Linked DNA regions of Homo sapiens: region 2 is linked to region 1. A link is an interaction called in ENCODE POLR2A ChIA-PET data of the cell type or tissue named here. Cell type or tissue: GM12878. All regions are shown on one strand. Links, peaks and the distances in the headings refer to the core of each region. The heading gives the core; the rest is flanking DNA.

What was found. Peaks named below come from ENCODE experiments on the same cell type or tissue, not always from the same donor. Only the 100,000 strongest peaks of a DNase experiment are listed, where the experiment ranks them.
Region 2: POLR2A ChIA-PET joins it to region 1 with 13 read pairs; 3 of 35 experiments call an interaction of 5 or more read pairs at or near these places.

The regions. Positions count from the first base shown.
Region 1 is chr10:95,821,758-95,824,679 of GRCh38, forward strand. It overlaps ENTPD1 (ectonucleoside triphosphate diphosphohydrolase 1), which reads left to right. Exons shown (of 10, transcript NM_001776.6): 2 at 1,480-1,607. The region is part of intron 4 of ENTPD1-AS1 (ENTPD1 antisense RNA 1); the gene reads right to left. Among named protein-coding and RNA genes, the nearest start is that of ENTPD1, 67 kb to the left of the region's middle. In GM12878, for the core only: no CTCF peak of the experiment used is centred there; no DNase peak of the experiment used is centred there; H3K27ac peaks cover 218 bases.
Region 2 is chr10:95,651,756-95,654,677 of GRCh38, forward strand. It overlaps ALDH18A1 (aldehyde dehydrogenase 18 family member A1), which reads right to left. Exons shown (of 18, transcript NM_002860.4): 2 at 1,535-1,650. The coding sequence starts at 1,622. Among named protein-coding and RNA genes, the nearest start is that of ALDH18A1, 3.5 kb to the right of the region's middle. In GM12878, for the core only: no CTCF peak of the experiment used is centred there; no DNase peak of the experiment used is centred there; H3K4me3 peaks cover 388 bases.

The DNA.
Region 1 (2,922 bases), core at 199-2,698:
GATTGGAGACCCATACCTTAATCCAAGCTTAGACTTGGATTAAGTTCAAGCTTCTGCTCAAGAGCTTCAGAGAGAGCTCCCATTTCAGTGCCCAGCCAGCTTCTACGTTTGGGAATAGTTTGGGGAGTTGAGAGAGGAGGAGGTTGAGTTGTCAAAATGGAGGGAATGGTGCAACCATTTCATTTCCTGTTCACTTCCTCTATGCAATCTGTTTACATCTGACCAAAGTAGCTTTTGCCTTTTTTTTTTTTTTTTTTTTTTGAGAGGGAGTTTCACTCTGTCTCCAGGCTAGAGCACAGTGGTGCAATCTTGGCTCACAGCAACCTCTGCCTCCTGGGTTCAAGTGATTCTCCTGCCTCAGCCTCCTGAGTAGCTGGGATGGCAGGTGCACGCCACCATGCCCATCTAATTTTTGTATTTTCAGTAGAGACGGGGTTTCACCATGTTGGCCAGGATAGTCTTGATCTGTTGACCTCGTGATCCACCTGCCTCAGCCTCCCAAAGTGCTGGGATTACAAGCGTGAGCCACGGCACCCGTTTTTGGTTATTATTTTTTTGAGATGGAGTCTTGTTCTGTCGCCCAGCCTGGAGTGCAGTGGTGCGATCTTGGCTCACCGAAACCTCTGCCTCCGGGGTTCAAGCGATTCTCCTGCCTCAGCCTCCCGAGTAGCTGGGATTACAGGTGCCCACCACCATGCCTGGCTAATTTTTGTATTTTTAGTAGAGATGGGGTTTCACCATATTGACCTGGCTGGTCTTGAACTGCTGGCCTTGAGATCCACCTGCCTCAGCCTCCCAAAGTGCTGGGACTACAGGTGTGAGCTGCCGTGTCCGGCCACTTTTGCCTTTTATATAATTCTACTATTGGAGCTTTTCTAATGTCCCATGACAGAATGAGACTAAAGACAAAATAAATAAGATAATATGAATTATGATCCAAAATGTTCAAGACTCCTCAGCCTCTATGCCATTACCAATTGCTTACTATGTAAGGGTGGTTTAAATGCAAGGGGTATGTATGTCAAGCCAGGAAATGTCATGGAATAGTGGGATTTGTTGTTTGATGATACATTCTTAATACTTTTTAACATCATAAACATTTTGTGGTAGATTTCAAAAATGAGGAGGGGTATTCTTGTTTTTTGTTATTTGTTACTTCTACCTTGATAGATCTGTGTGAACTGTTAAACAGCCAATTTGGGGCTCTTCTCACTCCTCATTCCATATCTGATCACTGACCTAGTTTTGTCCTTGCCACAGCCACTAACTCAGTCTTGGCCTTTGTCAAAGTACAAACAAATCCTTTTGTTCTTGAATTATTTCCCAATTACTCTGTAAGTACCTCATTGATAAAAAAGATTGGCTTTTAATCTGTCTCTGATGTCTCCAGGTAGCCATTACAAGACCAGACAGAAAGGGGAGGAAAATCAGTGTTTTTGATTTCTTGTTGGTATTTTTTTCTTCTGCTTTTGGTTTTAGAGTCTAACGTGAAGACATTTTGCTCCAAGAATATCCTAGCCATCCTTGGCTTCTCCTCTATCATAGCTGTGATAGCTTTGCTTGCTGTGGGGTTGACCCAGAACAAAGCATTGCCAGAAAACGTTAAGGTAAGTCAAATATATCTGTGTGTTTGTGTGTATGTAAGAGGAGATCTGGGTGGGACAGGGGGAGGAGGGATAAGGTATGTAGAGCATAGGGGACGAGTTGAGGTTCTAACAGCCCAGGAACAAGTCAATTTCCACTGGATTAGGGGAGTAAAATGGAAATAGGTGCTCATTCTAGAAGAGTAAATGCCTTGAATCATTAGTGGTGGGAAGTTAACTGCCTTTATGATTGTTTAGTAAACTCATTAAATTGATACTCTAGCAGAGATGAATGCTTTATTCACCTTATCCAGATCTGTGTAATACTATGCCAAGATTCTATATTCTAGTATATTTCCACTTCTTCATCATGGGTGAATCACAATACTGCACTCTGTTCTTTTTACTTCATTATTATCACTATCACCAAAACAATAACGTTTATTATACAACTCTGTATAAAGTACTTTGGAAGTCAGAGATTGAGGAGAAGACATGTTTCTTATCTCCAGATATAGTAAAGAATCAAAATCAATAAAAGCAAATCAGAAAACATATACGTGTATCAGGTATAGTCATTTGAAATGAATTCATGGATAGGCAGATTTCTTGTGACATTTCTACATTTGAACAACTAGTTAATATCATTAAAGATCATTAGGATCATTAACTTTAATGTATTTATGTTTTCTTTCCAGTTCATCAAAGTAAAATTTCAGACATGAATATCTCACAAGTACTTTGTAATATGGTCATTATATTTTTTAATCTGTTAATTAAAAAGCATGTGGTAAATAAAAATTTATACTATAAATACACCATTTTAAACTTTCACTGAAATTATAGTAAACAAATATATAAGGGCCCAGATGATACCAATATGCTAATATGCATGTATGTACACATGGGCAGTAATATATCTAGAAGTTAACTTGACCATGGAGGCCTGGGAATACATGTGTAGAAGTATATTCTCTTGTATTTGAAGATGTTGAACTGGGAGCCTGGAAGGATGGTTGTGTATGCCAGGCCTCTGAAACTTTTGCCATCCACCCAAATCACTGTATAGCAGAGGCGTGGGTGTCACACTGGCATCTTTTTGTCAAGTTCAACCCAGTGGTGCTGTGTACAGCAGTCCCTTTGTCAAGACAGAAGGCTGATACTATCTCATTGTTAAGGGTCGCTTGCCTTTTAATGTTGACTGATGTTGTTTCCTTGGCAAAACTTCACTCACAGTTGAAGCCTCATGACATCTTGGTTCCATTATTTGTTTACCAGCTCCAAAAATACATGGTTGCCTTCTTAATTTGACCTTTTTACATGTTCAGTATTGCATCAT
Region 2 (2,922 bases), core at 274-2,773, 170 kb before region 1:
GGCCCCACCTCCAACACTGGGGATTACAATTCAATATGAGATTTGGTAGGGACATACATTCAAACTATGTAAAAAACTAAACATGTAGCTACAATCTGACCCAGCAACTACACTCTTAGGCATTTATCCCACAGAAATGAAAACTATGTTCACACAAAATCCTGTACATCAATGTTCATACCAGCCTTATTCATAACAGCCAAAAAATGAGAACAACCCAGATGTCCTTTAATGGGTGAATGGTTACACTAACTGTGATACACTCATAGCATTACATACTTCTCAGTAATAAAAAGGAACTAACTGATACACACAGCAACTTGAATGAATCTCCAGAGAATTATGCTGAAGAAAACAGAATTCCAAAAGGTTACATACTGGATAATTCCATTTATATAACATTTTTATAAGGACAAAATTATAAAAATGTAGACCAGATTAATGTTGGCCAGGGGTTAGTAATAGGGAAGAGGACAGTGGCTGTTAAAGAGAAATAAAAAATCCTGTGGTGATTGAAATGTTCTGTATCTTGATCGTATCAACGTCAATACCTTGGTTCAGATACTGGGTGAAATTGGGTAAAGGGTATAAGGGACCTTTTTGTACTATTTCTTAAAATTGCAAGTGAATTTATAATTAGCTCAAAATCTAAAACTTAATTACAAAAAAAGAGTAATGAACAAAAATAGCATGGGGCCGGGCACAGTGGCTAACGCCTGTAATCCCAACACTTTGGGAGGGAGGCCGAGGCGGGCAGATCACCTGAGGTCAGGAGTTCGAGACCAGCCTGGCCAACATGGCGAAACCCTATTTCTACTAAAAATACAAAATTAGCTGGGTATGGTGATGCACACCTGTAATCCCAGCTAACTGGGAGGCTGAGGCAGGAGAATCGCTTGAACCTGGGAAGCAGAGGTTGCAGTGAGCTGAGATTACACCACTGCACTCCAACCTGGGAGACAGAGTGAGACTCAAGAAAAAAAAAAAGCATGTAAAAATTTATTTGGGGGTCAACTTTATTGACACAAACACTGAGAACATTTCACCAGGAGACTACCTCTTTGCCTCCTTGCTATTTGGCAGAATTTTGTCCAATTCTGCCAAATTACATCTTTTTTTTCTCTCTCTCTCTTTTAAACCTTTTTTCTTGGCTGGGCACGATGGCTCACGCCTGTAATCCCAGCACTTTGGGAGGCCAAGGCAGGCAGATTGCTTGATCTCAAGAGTTCAAGACCAGCCTGGGCAACATGGCAAAATCGCATCTCGACAAAAAATAAAAAAGTTAGAGTCAGCGCGGTGGTGTGTGCCTGTAGTCCCAAGTACTTGGTGGGCTGAGGCAGGAGGATTGCTTGAGTCCAAGAGGTCTGGACTGCATGGAGCTATGTTTGTGCCACTGCACTCCAGCCTGTGTGACAAAATGAGACCCTGTCTCCAAACAAACAAACAAACATCTTTTTTCTCTTTGAAAACCTTGTTGAAACATACTTTGACTATCAAACGTCCCACATACTCATAAGTTTTCTATGGTACATACGAGATCTGAAGACGGTTGTACACTTGACCCAGGGCAGAAGATGTTGGTTGAAGGGCTGGAACCCACAGCGGTAAACTTGACTCAACATGCTGCGATGTGGTCACTAACCAAAGTATCTGCAGAATACATTTTTTAAAAAGTGAGTAATGAAAAATACTGGACAATTCATTTTATTTCCCTCTACTTCCCCTTACCCTCGGAGTAAAAATCTGACTCTCCTGCTCCAAACTCCTCTGTATTAGGGAAACTCCCACCTCCTCTATATTATAGAAAAGAGAGAAAAAGTAAGTGGCTCCTTTCTAGGCCTCAACCATCTTAGTTTTTATGTAAGCAAATAATAATGCAGAGTTAGGAATATTTTGAGACACAAAAAACACCTGCTCTTTTTGGTATCTTCCAAATTTAAAAAAAATCTTTCAGGTGCAATGCTTATGTGTTAATACTAAATCTTCATATAATTCCTGTAACAGATCCAACATCCTAAAGCAATCATGTCCACCTTTCTGCTAACATCTCCCAACAGAACCAGGAAATGCACCTATTTGAAATGTCAGCTTGATCCTTGCCAGCCAGCCATGAAAAGCAAGAGGAAAGGCCAGAGGCTGCTGCCATGTCTTTCTTCCTGATGCCCACAGGATTACAAAATAACTCTTGTACCCCTGGAAGGCAGTGGCAATGCCTACAACTGGCTAACATCTTAATCCTGTGGAGGAAGAGAATATGGCTACAAATCTCGGTTGAGAACATAAGGCAGTTATGGGCATTTCCTCACCCTGGGTCAAATTTGAGACTTTAGACAAAGAATAGTTTATTTCACAAAAAAGTAGGGAACTCCTTCCTATATGTACAGGGAGAACAAGCCATTCATTATTGTAGCTTTTTTTTTTTTTTTTTAAGATGGAGTCTTGTTCTGTTGCCAGGCTGGAGTACAATGGAGCGATCTCGGCTCACTGCAACCTCTGTCTCCCGGGTTCAAGTGATTCCCCTGCCTCAGCCTCCCGAGTAGCTGGGACTACAGGCACGCGCTACCATGCCTGGCTAATTTTTTGTATTTTAGCAGAGACGGGGTTTCACCATGTTGGCCAGGATGGTCTCGATCTCCTGACCTTGTGATCCACCCACCTCGGCCTCCCAATATTGTAGCTCTTTTTATGCTACAGAGACACTGCTATTTTCACAAGGTAAGAAAAATACTTCACTTTCTTTGTTTGTGGGCCTCCTTTTAACTTTTGTTCCATGGATTGGTGGATATATCCCAGCCCTCTTAAATGTGCCTCAGAAGACTAGCATTTAGCCCCATAGTGAAGAAAAATTAGGAATGGTGTCATTGCTTTACAATTTATACTGCACAAAGGCACTGAAATGGGACAGAGAAGAGACTGGCAGGA